2 separate regions of the Mus musculus genome follow, and region 1 is linked to region 2. Evidence: chromatin loops called from intact Hi-C (ENCODE). Cell type or tissue: left cerebral cortex. All regions are shown on one strand. Each heading gives the region's core, and the rest is flanking DNA. Links, peaks and the distances in the headings are about the cores only. Region 1 has its middle 220 kb from the start of Gm24670. Region 2 has its middle 68 kb from the start of Gm24670.

The links. Peaks named below come from ENCODE experiments on the same cell type or tissue, not always from the same donor. Only the 100,000 strongest peaks of a DNase experiment are listed, where the experiment ranks them.
Region 1: it touches region 2 in a loop (2.4-fold over the local background); 5 of 42 quality-filtered maps call a loop at or near these places.

The regions. Positions count from the first base shown.
Region 1 is chr2:19,905,875-19,913,542 of GRCm38, forward strand. It overlaps a transcript of Etl4 not described here. Among named protein-coding and RNA genes, the nearest start is that of Gm24670, 220 kb to the left of the region's middle. In left cerebral cortex, for the core only: a CTCF peak has its summit at 3,718 (motif pointing left); DNase peaks (open chromatin) are centred at 2,994, 3,838 and 4,370; H3K4me3 peaks cover 1,853 bases; H3K27ac peaks cover 1,702 bases.
Region 2 is chr2:19,755,905-19,763,572 of GRCm38, forward strand. No RefSeq gene overlaps it. Among named protein-coding and RNA genes, the nearest start is that of Gm24670, 68 kb to the left of the region's middle. In left cerebral cortex, for the core only: a CTCF peak has its summit at 3,385 (motif pointing right); DNase peaks (open chromatin) are centred at 3,426 and 3,929.

The DNA.
Region 1 (7,668 bases), core at 2,456-4,955, 150 kb after region 2:
ACGCTCTTTCTAATTGGTATAGAAGGTGAGAAGTTGCTTCAAAGACCATGGGAGCTTATTCTTCCTAGGAGATAGCTTCTAGAATGATAGAGCCAAGTTTCTCCATAATTTTGCCAGCATATGTTTGCCATTTTGGTTTAGGAATATTAATAGCTAATATTAATCATATACTGTGGTGCATCATATGAAAAAGCAGTATGTTAAAGCTGTACTTCCTACCCAGGATCCTCTGGTTCTGACTCCCTAAGGGTTCTTATGTCTTTGTTAGTATAGTTGCAGATTGCCGTGTTTGTTCTGGGGTAGAGAGTTTGTTCTCTATCCGGTTCCTATAATGTGCTTGGTACTTGAACTACTTGGATAACATAGTCTGTGCTGGGAGCACAGTCACAGAACACTGGACTCTGACCTGATAGATTTGGACTGTGGCTCCTCTCACAATGGTTGGGGAGAAGTTCAGGGTAAGAAGAGTTGACCTTTTCTCCTTGCTTATCAGCAATAGCTATACCCTGCTGATGGGTGTGCTACACTCTACATAATAAAAAATGTTTGTCATGCATTTTAGACAGTCCAGCCATGGTGTAGAAAATAACAGGATTTCCCTTTTAAGGCTGAATTATATCGTTTTTGTGCTATCATTTCTTTTAGGTTATTCCTAAACCATGCATATTATTAATAATCCTGCAATGAGCATGGAGGAGACACAGGCATTGTTATGAGAGATTGAGTTCATCTTTTTCAGCTATATACCTGGGATATGGATTGAGGGGCATATGGTATTTCTACTGTTATTAACTGTAAAAATATTTTTCATAATGACTGCATCTAATTATATTCCTACCAATATGGTACAAGGTTCTCCTTTTTCTTACACCCTTATTCATAGTTATTGTCATTTGTCTTAACAAATATAAGGTGATATCTTATAGTAATATTAATTTAGATTACATTTGATATTCAATGATGTTGAGCATCTTGACCCATACTCTCTGGACTTGATTTTTAGACTTACTGTTAATTTTTATTTATGTGGGGTAGGAAGAGTGCTGGTGGTGATGTATATATAGCTCATGTGTGCAGGTACCTATGGGTAACAGAAGATGGTGCTGGATCCCTTGCAGCTAGACTTACATGTGGTTGTGAGCAGCCCAGTGTGGGTGCTAGTAACCCAACTCAGGTTCTCGGGAAGACTAGAAAGCATTTTTAACTGTAAAGTATCTCTCCAGTTCACTTTCTAGCCTTAAAAACAAACAAACAAACAAAAAGCTCATGTTTTCTTTGGAGAAATGTGTGTTTAGATCCTTTGTTAATTTTTTTAATTGGGTCATTTGTTTATCTGCTACTGAGTTATAAAGACACTTCATAGATTGGATGGTAACCCATATCCATTATGCATGGTCCAGAAGCTTTTCAGTTTGATATTGTTCCATTTATTGATCTTTGCTCTTGAAACTCAAGCTTTCAATATAATATTGAAAAAAAGTTGATGGCCACATATCACTGGTCATAGACACTGTCAAGGAATCCATGTCCTGTCCCCTTCTTTGGGCTTCAGGCCTCATCTTAAGTCTTTTGTCCACTCTCATCCAACTTTGTGTGGTGTTAAGGGTCAGACTTCCTTCTTTTGGTTGTGTATCCAGTTCTGTTCTGCCAGCACTATTTATTGAAGGCCTCTCCAGTTCTTGTCAGTCCTCTTGCTGTGTCTGGGGTTGGGGATCACTGATTGAGGATCTGTGCTTGGGGTCCTTTCTGGTTCTTGGCTTTGTTCCAATCATCTTCCTATTTGAAAGCCAGATTCTTCATTGTAGTCATATTATACTCTTTAAAAACAATCCAGGGAAGCTTTACTAGACCCTATGCTGAATCCCAAGAAAAGCAAACCAATGCCCACTGGGGAATGGCTTATAAGCTTGGAAGGAAGACAGACATGCAAACAACCAATCACATCAACATATACACATGGCTGACCTCCAGGTGTGCACAAGATGCAATGCAAAATAAAGGAAGGAGCTGCTTGTGTCTGTCATGTCAAATGGACAAAATTTGCTGAGGACATGTCAGCCATACTGTCACAGTAGCTGACAGGGCATCACTAACTTCCTGCATTAAACACATGCAAACAAAATCATGGCCCAGCTTGGAAGGTTCACAGCTGTCACTTTTCAATTTTGTTTTCAAATCACTAATTTGTCAATGGCTTGCTTATTTCCACACTATTAATCTGAATTGGCATTTTCAGGGAACGGTGACTCCTACGGAGAAATTATGCTTTCGAAACTCACATAGCTGGGATCTGGTTATGTAAGACTTTCATGGTGTCACCGTGCTTTCAAAATAACACCTTAAAAAATAGGTCAGTTCCAGAAGAACATGGCGGCTGATGGCCCTATGTCCCTCTCTGCTATTCCCTGCTCTCATTAGGAGAATGTTGTATCTTTACGCTTTAATTATGCTATTTGTTTGTGGACCCAGCCTGTGGTTATTGAGGATATCCATCATTTTACCTGATTAGCTAGATTTCCAATGTTTAAATGTGTGAGTTTTAAAAATTAGTAAACCTAACACAGTAGCATGGTTCCTACTCTTGCTTCTGTTTAGTCCATTGGAGAACTGGGATTGGGGCTTCTTTACTGAACTCACTTCCAAAACTTTAGAAAGTTGGATATATATATATATATATATATATATATATATATATATATATATATATATATATATATATATAACATCTTGAAACTGAGAATAATTTTATCTCTTTCAATTCCTTCTTCCTAGTCTCCGTTGAAAAGATTTTAATGAGTATGAGCACATCGGCGATTAAATGGTGTCTCGATACAGGAAGGAAGATGCTTGCAGTTAAATTTCACTGCCTCTCACCAGGACAAAATTGCTGGCTGCGGGAGCAGTCACTGCAGCGCTCCTGAGCTGGACGCCAAGATACTGGCAGCAGATCCGGCCTGGACTGGAGCGCAGCAGCGCATTGCACACTTCGCTCCTACCAGGGAGTCCTCCCTCAGCCTGCAGTCAGCTCCTAGCTGGCCATGGGATCTGGGAGGAGTGTAGAGTGCAGGAAAAAAAAAAAAAGTATACTAAGGGGACAAGTGCTCCAGGAATAACCTTTCTCCATCCCAACACAAAGGCAATTTCGGACAAGGAGGAAAGTCTTGCAAGGCTGCAGAGACAAGAAGTTAGTTTCACCCTTGACAACAAACAGCAAGGGAATCTTGCTCAGAATCCTCACGCTAGTCGGGCAGACTTTGACCTAGGACCTAGAGGATGACCCTCACACTCCTCGCCCTTGACCACTTTTGCTCAGGGCACCTTCTCCCAGTTTCTGGCCATAATTCCCCCAGGCTCATAAAAAGAAGTAAGTTAGGTGGGGACCAACAGCTGCAGTGATCACTCTGTAACAACTAGAGGCTCAAAAGCTCGCTCCCGGTAGGGAACTAGCAGCCAGAGCCAAGGCTGAGAGCTCCCAACTCTACCCAGACTGTTACTGGAGAGTAAGCTGCGCTGTCCCATGGTGGTTAACCCCCTTTGCCTCCTGCGCAGCTTTTAAGAAGGAGTCCTGTGCATCCTACAAACTTCTAATGCATCCTTTGCAACTCGGACCTCTCCCACCACCCTCACTGCTACCTCGATCTGTCTCTCTCTTGGTCTCCTCCAAACTCAGCCCCAACTGGGAAACGAGCGCCCCCAGCTGTTCACTGTAGCCCTTCAGCACCGCTTTGCGAAAGCTTAGATTTCGGATCCAGCTGCGTTTCCTCCCAGTCCTCAGCCCTGCGGGGCACACGCTCGCGTGCACACTCACACACTCACACTCCAGCATCCTCGCTCACCGCACCCCACCCTCTGCTGCCGCCGCTCCTCCGTGGGGCGGGAGGGAGGGCAGGTGACGTCAGGACTGCAGTCCGGAGGAGAGCGACGGGAGAGGGCTGTGCGCTCCTTGCTAAGGATGCTGGAGGCGCACTCGGGCAGCCACCGCTCCCGCGCTCCTCCCTGTCACGATGCGCGCCCGCGGAGGAGCCTCGCCAACCTCCAGGTGACTTGAAAGTCGTCTCCCCAGGAGGACGGAGAGGGTGCTGCAGTCCTGGCATGCACTAAAACTGCAAGTCGGACAGAAACAGCCCAGTCGAAGAGCGAGGCACACGGGGCGCAGTGCCCCAGCACAGCATCCCAGGGCTGCTAAAGGTAGCGGAGGCTCAAGCTTGCAATAAGATCTCCGTGCTGGACCCGGACACAGGGCACTCTTGCCACCGAAAGACTCATTTTTCCCTTCTTGCGCATTTCGCAGTCGTAGCTGGCCTGGGGAATGCGAGCATGGTGGAGGCTTCCTTCGGGTCGCCCAGAAGCAGCTGCCAGTGGGAGAGCTAGCGGAGAGGAGCGGGGGCGGCAGCCTCGGCCCGAAGTAAGTGCAGCAGAAGTTTGCGTCGCTTCCCCTGCCGCTCCCCTTGAGCGAGTGGGTAACACATCTCCTCCCTCTGGCTCCCAGAAACCCGAAGGGAGACTTATCAAGGAGTCTCTGAGCGGGAAAGCAATCCTCTCCAGAGGAGGCAAGTACCAGAAAGGATGCCATTTGGATGCTGGGGTGCAAAGGTTGGAGACCCCCATGTGGGTGGGCTGATGAGTCAGAAAAGAGCCTGACCCTGGAGATCTCAGAAGGGAAAGGGTTTCAGGAAAGGGAGGGAGAATGGAGTCACACCTATGCTTGGCATGCACTCCTGGAATGTGGAGGCAGGGGGATTAACAGAGGTTAGAAAGCCCCATACTGAGAGTCCCCTTGGTTTGCACTGAAGAGCGTGCAATCTGTGATAGCTGGATGGGGGGAGGGAGGAGGGAGGGAGGGAGGGAGGGACGGGGGGGGGAGAGAAAGAGAGAGAGAGAGAGAGAGAGAGAGAGAGAGAGAGAGAGAGAGAGAGAGAGAGAGAGAGAGAGAGAGAGAGACTGGTCCCAAGACAACGTGCTGGAGAGAGGGGATTCTCGGAGTCAGAACACTGTGTGGTTTGGGCCATCTGAGGTGCTGCACAGAGGCAACATAAATGGAAGGAGGAACAGGGTGTGACGCTTCGGTCGCCACAGTTGGTGATGAGTGTTTCTGGGGTCTCAGTTGCTAGATTCTGAAACAGGGCAGCTACTGAGGGTGACCGAGTGACTCATGTGGGGTGATGGACAGGAGCGGATCTGGGCTTTGCTTTTGACCCTCTGCTCTCTTGCGAGGGCTTCTCAGCCTTCTTGTTCCCAGCTGCTGAAGATCTGGATGACACCTGGTTTGCTCAAAAGAGACCCTTGGGATTTTGCTCACTTGCTGTCTGGCGGGATCAAATCCCTTTGACATTCGTTTCTCTAGCTGTATTCTCCCAAAGATGTTTTAATTCTTTAACAGACCAAACTTATAAATGGTTTAAAAAAAAAAAAAAAGTTAAGGAGCTGAGTCCCACCTGGTCAGAGGCCTGCAGAGGGCGTACACAGAGACGCAAGTGAGTTTGCTGGTCTCATCTCAGGGAATATTACCTTAAATATAATCAAGTGCTTTCAAGAGGGTATCTTCTCTGAGAATATGACTAAGTGGGAAAACAAAATCCCACTTAGATTTGATATTGAGGACGATGCTTTCAGGGAAAAAAATAGTAAAAAGCTGTTCCCAGTAAATTTTTTTTTTAATTCATCCGTAAGTCACCCAATCTCTTTTACCAATTCACTCACACAAAACACATAATGTAGCCGATCTTTTCCTCAGCATTGCACGGAATGCTGGACAACAGAAACGGTTGATGCACAATCCACCTTATAGCTGATAAGGGAAAACATGAGGAGAAATAGATGTTTTATAGTATGCGGCTGTACTACATTTTAACTCTATTGACTGACAACCCTGCTCACTGGCAGTGTGGCCCAGTGTCAGCCGGATTGTGTCTTCCTTGAAGGCTGGGGCACTATCAGTTATCTTTGATACTCAAAAATAGCATGCCAAGTACATATTTTGCCATCAATAAGTACTGCAGATTAGTACCTTCATGGATGGATTCTTCATAGCTAAAAGTATCCTATAGGAAGGATACTATCTGGGGAGACAAAAAAGGGGAGGAATGAGTCAGAAGGGGAAGGGGAAACTGGAGAGGACAGAAGGGGGAAAGAACTTAGGGCCCTAAACATTTGAAGATATTTAGTACATGCATGCAAGGAGGGAGTCTTAGATAGAGTTTTACTGCTGTGAACAGACATCATGACCAAGGCAGCTCTTATAAGGACAACATTTAATTGGGGTTGACTTACAGGTTCAGAGGTTCAGTCCAGGATCAATAAGGCAGAGCATTGCAGTGTTCAGGCAGGCATGGTGCAGGAGGAGTTGAGAGTTCTACATCTTCATCCTAAGGCTGCCAGGAGAACTCTGACCTCTAAAAAGCCAAGAAGAGGGTTAAAGCCCAAACTCACATTGGCATACCTACTCCAACAAGGCTATACCTCCAAATAGTGCCACTCCCTGGGCTAGACATACTCAAACCACCACATTCCATTCCCTGGCTTTCATACGCTTTTTCAAACATGAGCCTATGGGGGCCATACCTAAACATAGCATAATGCAAAATACATTTAGTCCAACTTCCAAAGTCACCATAGTCTATAGTAGGCTCAACAATGTTAAAAGTTTAAAGTTCAAAGTCTCTTTTGAGATTCATCCAATCACTTAACTGTAATCACCAAAGCAAGTCAGGAAACCAGCTGGGCAAACTCCAAACTCTGCATCTCCATGGCAGATGTCTAAACGGTCTTCAGATGTCCACTCCCTTTTCATCATCTTCGTTGACTGAAACAAACTTCTTCCTTCTGGGATGGTTTCACTTCCTGTTAGGAGCTATCCTCAGCAGATATTCCATGGCTCTGGCATCTCAAACACCTTGGAGTCTCCAAGGCAACTTCAACATTTTGGCTTCTTGTTTCAATGTTTGGGATCCACACATGATCTTCTGGGCTTCTCCAAAGGACATGGGTCACATCTCTAGCTCTGCTCTCTGTAGCATTCTATACTCTGGGTGGCTCCACTCCACTGCTCCTGTTGTTCTTGATCACTGAATGGCACTGGCATCTCCAATACTCTGGGATCTTCAACTGTAGCTAGGCTTCACTAATAGCCTGTCATAGGCTCTCTTCATGGTGTCAAGCCTCAACTTCTTTGTATGACCCTTTCAGTTCTGGGTCTTCAACTGCAGTTGAGGCTGTACCTTCATCAATGGCCTTCCCTGGCCTCTCACAGTGCCAAGCCCCAGCTGCTGTCCATGACCCCTTCATACCTCCAAAACCAGTACCATCTACATGACTCTTACACATTACCAAGTACAGCTGTAGCTGGGGGTACAGCCTTGGCTATCTCTGGAACACAGCTTCTTTGTGCTCTCAGGAAATATTCCCCAGAAGATTTCACCTCAGTAATGCTGGTCTCTTCTTAGTCACCACTAATTTCTTAGTTCCAGCTAACCAGCATCAATTGTCCCAGTAGACTCCTTCTCCTCTACATTATAAAGCCAGAGACACATGGCTAAAGCTGCCAAAGTTCTGTTGCTTGCTGGAGCTGAAATAAGCCCCCTTGTTCTATTATATCATCACCAGCTTTCTGGTTTCCAACTTCTTCACATTGCCTAGTTTGGATATCCTAGAACTTGCTCTGCAGATTGA
Region 2 (7,668 bases), core at 1,960-4,459:
ATGGCCAGCAAATACTGTTTGGCTATACATCCATCCACTTGGGTCTCACAATATTTCTGCCCCCTCTTCTCTGACGAGCTCTGAGCCTTATTGAGGGGCAATTACTACTTGGGCTGCAAGTACTTAGTACTCATGTTCTCATCAAGTTGGTAAGAGATATTTTCCTAGTCTCTCTCTGTCTCTGTCACAGTCTCTGTCTCTCTCCCTCTTTCTTCTTTCTGTCTCTCTCTCTCTCACTCTCTGTCCCTCTCCTCTCTTTCCTCTCTCTCACTCTCTGTCCCTCTCCTCTCTTTCCTCTCTCTCTCTTCTCTCTCATCTCAGGTATTGATTTCCTGTTTTCCTGAGGATCTAAGATTATAAATCACCAATTTGTCTCTTTAAGCTATTGAAAAAAAAAGTTACTACTTCCTTCAAGCTTCTGTGGTATCTGCTATAGGAGACTCTGCTATGGTCTGAATCGTTACCCCCACCCCCACCCCCCTCTCTCTCTTTCTGGGATATTTTCAAGACTAATTTTCAGAACTTTGCGGATAATTATGTTATGTTCTGGTCTACTCAGCTTCTCAGATCTGAACTTTCTATCTCCTACCAAATTCTTCCCACACTCACTCTTTGAGCCCCACTTCCTGTCTTCCTCTGGAATGCTGATGTCAGGTTCCTTCTAGTTCTAGTGTCTTCAGTGCTGTCTCCCTGCTTGCTGACTGTGTGTCCCTTCCCTTGCTGATGAGCGAGCCCCAGCTTAGGCTTTCTATTTCACTTGTGTTTTTCATATCTAGACTTTTCATTTGACTAGTGGGGTTTTTTTTTAAATAAATCTTTGTTTTTCTTGCTCAAGCTTTCTACATTTTTAATTGTATTTACATTTTTTAAAATCAGTCCTTTGAGACACTTGTATTTTGGCTGTTTCAAATATGTGCCAGTAGCCAGGTGTGGTGGTACATACCTTTAAATATGTGCCAGCAATTCCAACATTTGTCTCATGTGCTGGTTTCTATTGATTGTATTTGGCCTTCAGTTTGAGATCTCCCCGATCTTTGGGAAACTAGGCAGCATTTCTGACTGAAGTCTGGTTGTTCAGACAGTGTCAGGATGCTCAGTGAACACTTCTTCCATTTTAGCTGGCAGATTTTGCCATTGTACTGGCAGACAGGGTGAGCTTGCTGGATTGGACTGCCAGGTGCAGTGGGGTTGGCTCCTTGGCTTCTGTTGATACCTGCAGGGGACGCTTCTTGCTCTAGCAGGGCAGGGGAGAGTTACAGTTCTGAAAGTGCAGGAAGACCAGCCCCACTCAGTCCTGGTGAGACAGCTAACTCTCCATCTCCTTGATGTCTTCTAATCTTACCATTATCTCACCCCAGTATATTCAGGGGTCTTTGGTTGCTTGTTTTGTTTTGTTTTGAGACAGACTTGATATCACAATTCTCCTGACCCAGCCTCCCAAGCGGTACAATTGTAAGACACATTTAAAGTCATCTTCATATCTAGGAAATGGCCTTCCTTGGTGAACTTCCTGGGTTTCTAATTCTAGCGTCTTTCCCAGGGGTTAATTATTTCCCCTGGGGAGATCGTCCCCTGGTTCTTTTCTCCCTGACAAAATTCCAGTGCTACAGCTGAATTTTCTCTCAGCTTTCTTTGCTTGTTCCTATTTCTCCCATTTACCATGACCCAACTACTGTGTGCTTCAGTGTTAGCTCTTTACTCTTGAAATGTGCACTTTTGTCTTGTTTACTTTCCTCACAACATTTCACTTGTAAAAAACAGCCTAAATAGGGCTAAGTTCCAGTGCGGGAAAGCAAGTGTGTGCACCTCGAGCTGTAGTTTCTTCCTGTGCCCACACAGTGTGTGTGTGCATGTATCTCAAGTTTCCTGGGAAGGGATCAATAAGGAACTACTGAAGAGCTGACTTTTAATACTCAAATCCATTTCCTCCAAGGAAAGGAAATAGTGCAAAAGCATTTTAGATCCGATTTCTCTGTCTCAGCCACTTGGTTGGTATGTTGGCAATTGGAGCTATAAATAGGTCAACTCTGCTGGGAGCATCTTAGAGAAACATCAGGAAATGACTGCTTTGTTTATGGCGTTTTGGAAATTAGCATGCAAGCAACAGAGTTCATCGCTAATTTCTCTTTGGCAAATATTCCACCATGGAAATTGTCACCCCTTTATCACTCTCTGGAATTCTCAGAGGTGTCCCTTTAATTAATGCCCTTCTCCCTTGCTCCGTATACGCTCACACTTTCTGGATGGCAAAATGGGATTTAAGTGATTGATTAACAAGTTCTGCTAATGATTTTGATTAGCTCTATTTGTTTTGCATGTAATTATCTTCTCTCAGTAATTAGAATTTAGTCACAGTATTCATACTTGATATAATTTTGGATAAAGATTTCCATAATTAAATTCAGATATATTTATAATTTCTAAGCAATTATTGAACAATTTATCAAAACCTATACCAAATTCTGCCTTCTGGTGGGAAAAATGATTTGTTTTAAAATAAGAAATAGCTGTGGCTCATATGAGCAACTGATAACATGAATTTATTATGCTCTTAAGAATCATGTTTCCCTGACAAATTATTTGCAGGATAAAACGGATATTAATGTGGGAACAGTATTAATTTCTTCAGAGAGACTTAAATGGGTTGGCTTTTGAATCACTGTATTATATTCATCTCTTTTTTTTGAATCCTAATTACACCCAGTATCTGGTTTCTGGAAAAAGATCCTGGTTATCCTCATCTGCCTCGGCTCATGGTCCTCAAGAAATCATTGTATTTCTGGGCTACAGCATCCAGAGCCTGTCTGGAAAGGCCTGCCTTTATCCCCTTAGGGGAAGTGAAGGAGTTTTCTGGATTTATTTAGGTCAACTGCAGAGCCAGGGCTGAGCAGGGCATTCACTGGTCCACCCTTGAGTCTCTGGTAAACCTCAGAGCTCCCAGGTCCTGGGAGAAAAGCAGAAGTACCAGGTGCTCAGGCTAGGATGAATTTTTGGGAAGTCATGGTTCCTTCCCTGCAGGGCCAAGGATAGAAACAACTCTTGACATTCCGTCAGCCAAATTCTTTGGTACATTCTCCTATAAACTATTTTCTCCAGCTTCTTCAAGAGCATCCTAACTGGCTATGCCTTTCTTTTAGTTATAAAGCCTTTAAAAGAATTGAACTACACATTCCTTTACTTATAATGTGCCTTCACTGGCATTCCCTTTGGAATTTGATTAAAGCAGCCACACAAAAATTTTCTATGATTTAATAGTGGATATAGAGTAATCTAAACTAAAACTCATGGTGACACGATTCCATTAGAGACCCATGAAGGACCCCACATTAGTGTTTAATCTGTCACCTGGTTCTGGTGAGTGGCACCTTATAATCAGGTAAAACTGCCACCAGGGGGCTCATCAAAGCCTAAAATTGCTATCTGAACAGTTTCACTCCTTTCCTCTTGGCTTTCCCACAGCAGTCTCTGCAGACTGTGACTGCTGATAAGCTGAGTGGGACTGGAAGTCAACAACACAGAGGTGTTGTTTAAAGATCAGCGTGGCTTGCCACATGCATCCTTTGGAGTGTTTGTGTGTGTGTGGAGTGGGGTGGGGTGGGGAGGAGGGTGTCAAACATTTGGGTCTCAGTGGCTGAAGCAGGTTCTCTTTCTCTGTCACTTAACCAAAACAAACAAAAAGCAGAGCGGCCTGCGGGGGGGGGGGGGGGGAGCTGATGAATTTTCCTTATAATTTATTTCTAAATTTTGAACTTCAAATCAGCTCTTTGTTACTCTGCAGGCTTCTGCTCAGCAGAGTCTTTGCTGATGTGATCTCCACTAAGCGGGATGAATCTTGCAGCCGCAGCACCGTGTGCAACTCTGAGAACCAGCTGCTTGGAGCCTGCTCTGCCTGTCTGTGTGGGTATGTGGCCTGTTTTATCCTAAATTAAGCTTCACATCATGGAATTATCCACCTCACACCCTGAAGCAAGGTTACTGGCTGATCCCCAGCACAAAAACAAACTGCTTTCCTGCTGTGTGTTCTGTCATTGCTCACAAACTGGGAAATCCTTGCTCAACTCTCTGTTCTTCGGGACACACCATTTTTCACTTCTTTTTTTTTATTATGTATTTTTTAATTAGATATTTTCTTCATTTACATTTCAAATGCTATCCCGAAAGTCCCCTATACCCTCTCCCCCACCCTGTTCTGAAACCCACCCCTCTTCCTGGCCCTGGCATTCCCCTGTACTGGGGCATATAATCTTCGCAAGAACAAGGGCCTCTTCTTCCATTGATGGCCTACTAGGCCATCCTCTGCTACATATTCAACTAGGGACACAAGCTCTGGGGGGTTACTGGTTAGTTCATATTGTTGTTCCTCCTGAAGGATTGCAGACTCCTTTAGCTCCTTGGGTCCTTTTTCTAGCTCTTTCATTGGGGGCCCTGTGTTCCATCCAATAGATGACTGTGGGCATCCACTTCAGGCACTGGCATAACCTCACAAGAGACAGCTATATCAATAAGACAAAAAGGCCACCAACAGTTTGGGAAAGGATCTTTACCAATTCTAAATCCAATAGGGGACTAATATCCAATATATACAAAGAACTCAAGAAGCTGGACTCCAGAAAATCAAATAACCCTATTAAAAATGAGATACAGAGCTAAACAAAGAATTCTCAACTGAGGAATACCGAATGGGTGAGAAGCACCTGGAAAAATGTTCAACATCCTTAATCATCAGGGAAATGCAAATCAAAACAACCCCGAGATTCCACCTCAAACCAGTCAGAATGGCTATGATAAAAAATTCAGGTGACAGCAGATTCTGGAGAGGATGTGGAGAAAGAGGAACACTCCTCCCTTGCTGGTGGGATTGCAAGCTTGTACAACCACTCTGGAAATCAGTCTGGTGGTTCCTCAGAAAATTGGACATAGTACTACCGGAGGATCCCGCAATATCTCTCCTGGGCATATACCCAGAAGATGTTCCAACTTGTAATAAGGACACATACTCCACTATGTTCATAGCAGCCTTATTTATAATAGCCAGAAGCTGGAAAGAACCCAGATGTCCCTCAACAGAGGAATGGATACAGAAAATGTGGTACATTTACACAATGGAGTACTACTCAGCTATTAAAAACAATGAGTTTATGAAATTCTTAGGCAAATGGATGGATCTGGAGGATATCATCCTGAGTGAGGTAACCCAATCACAAAAGAACACACATGGTATGCAGTCACTGATAAGTGGATATTAGCCCAGAAACTTAGAATACCCACGATACAATTTGAAAAATATATGAAACTCAAGAAGAAGGAAGACCAAAGTATGGATACTTCATTCCTTCTTAGAATGCAGAACAAAATACCCATGGAAGGAGTTACAGAGACAAAGTTCGGAACTGAGATGGAAGGAAGGACTATCCAGAGACTGCCACACCTGGAGATCCATCCCATAAACAGCTACCAAACCCAGACACTATTGCATATGCCAGCAAGATTTTGCTGACATTTTTCACTTCTTGATTTTGTCATGGTTAATCTGAGAAAATGTTTGTTGCTCATTTTTTCCCTTCCCTCCTCTTCTCCTCCCTTCTCCCTTGCCCTCCCCCTTTCACTCCCCTTTCCCTCCCCTCCCTTCCCCTCCCCTCCCCTCCCCTCCCCTCCCCTCCCCTCCCCTTCCCTTCCCTTCCCTTCCCTTCCCTTCCCTTCCCTTCCCTTCCCTTCCCTTCCCTTCCCTCCCTCCCACCCCCCTCCTCCTTCTTCTTCCTCTCTCTCTCTTTTTCTTTTCCCACCACAAACTGGTTAGAGTACTTGTTACTTTTTCTGATCATTATGGCAAAACACCAGACAGAGACAACTTAAGGGAGAAAGGGTTGTTTTGTTTTGTTTTTGGATCATGAGTTCATGGTGTTCAGTCCACATGACAGGGAATGGTGGTAGCTAAACAGTTCTGTCCTGGTTTTTGGTAATCTCTTGGTTTTCATCTTTTTGAAGGCAAGAATTCAGGCCAAAGACATTGTTTGAGCAGAAGTTTATTCAACAAAACCAAGTAAAGCATATATTACAAAGGAAGGCTGCAGTAGGAGTCCCCAAGAGGGCATCGGCCATGTGGGTTCTATGTTGTAGATTTTAAAGATGATTTAATGAACATTTATGAGGTCTGTGGCATATTCATGGGGTGCTGTGATCCCTTCCTAAAGTCTTCTCTTTTTGGGTATTGCTCCCATGATCTTCTAGAAACGTCCACAAAAGGTGGAGAGGGGGTTATCCAGATTATAGTACAAGTGATATAATGAGGTCGTGTCTGTTAGGGATGAAGACCCTTTATCATGTGCATGGCTGGGAAGATGCCCTGATAACTTACCTTCTATTTTGGTGGGGACACCCTAACTGCAGTTTAAAGCATGTTTAACAACAAAAGAACATTCTGACCATCAGAAAGCCCAGCTACTAAGTTGCAGAAACAGTTCTCCTCATATCTAACTCCTTTTCTGTCTACTATCATTGTTAGTTGTGTGAGGCAGAAGTCCCTCAGACATGGTAAGTCAGCAATCAGAACTAGACAGGAAGCATGGTTAGGTTATATCCCTCAAAGACCCACCCCTACTGATATATCTCTACAGGGTACTTGGTTGGCCAAATGGTCTCATTTATTGTTTTCTTTCTGCCAAGGGAGGTTGGTATAACATTTAATTTCTATAAGATTGTTTTTCTCAGTTGAAAATGAAGATCATGTAAGTAACCATCTCCCAGGATCTTAGAGAGGATTAAATGAAATAATGATTGTAAAATGTTGAAAATTAGTCTCATATCAAATGTCCTGCTGTTCAAATTGTGATAATTGTTATTAGAAGCTAGAATCCTCATTTCTGTTGAGGAGTATAAACCAGTAAAACCATTCAGAGTAAGCATTTGACATGCTAATGCCTTTCTTATGTTCCCACAGTTGATTTAATCATTCTACTTCAAGAAATTTCTTGTTAGCAGACAGGATATGTATATGTATATGATGTATATGTATTTGCATATATATATATGGAATGGAATTTTTATGGGGTCAAAACCAGAAAAAAATTTGCTATCTCACAGTGAGGGAAATGTTAAAATGACAAGTTATATAACCTTTGTCAGAAAAGCTTCTTTTTGTGGCAAATAGTAATTAATACAGAGACTAAATATTTGGTCAAAATGTCAAGTATGAGCAACTGTGAGTACTCAGCTGTGGTGAATCATCTACACACATCCCTCCCTCCTGTTCTGAGACTCAGGGAATGTGGCAGAAGAGTTGGCAAAAAAAAAAATATGAAAGCTGGCAGATGGGGAGGAGATCGTGAAACACTGACTTCCAGACACAATATGGCTGCTCCACACATCAACTCACAGCACCAGGGGTTACTGAACAAATGAGCACAGCGCCAAGACAGTCAGAATTCCGGTATGAGTGAGGGACCTTGGCAGAGGAACTATTCTGGAGGGAGATTCATCTCTCTGGGGTAATATGGCCATTTGTGCTGCTTAATCCCAGATAATGACCTCACAGCCTCTGACAATGAGCAGCACCAATTATGATTTGGGATTATCAATAAGAAAAGAAGAAGACATGAAGTTGGGGGGAGGAGGGAGGTGGGGCACAGTAATGAGAGTTGGAGGAAGGTGTTGAAGGATGGATATGATCGA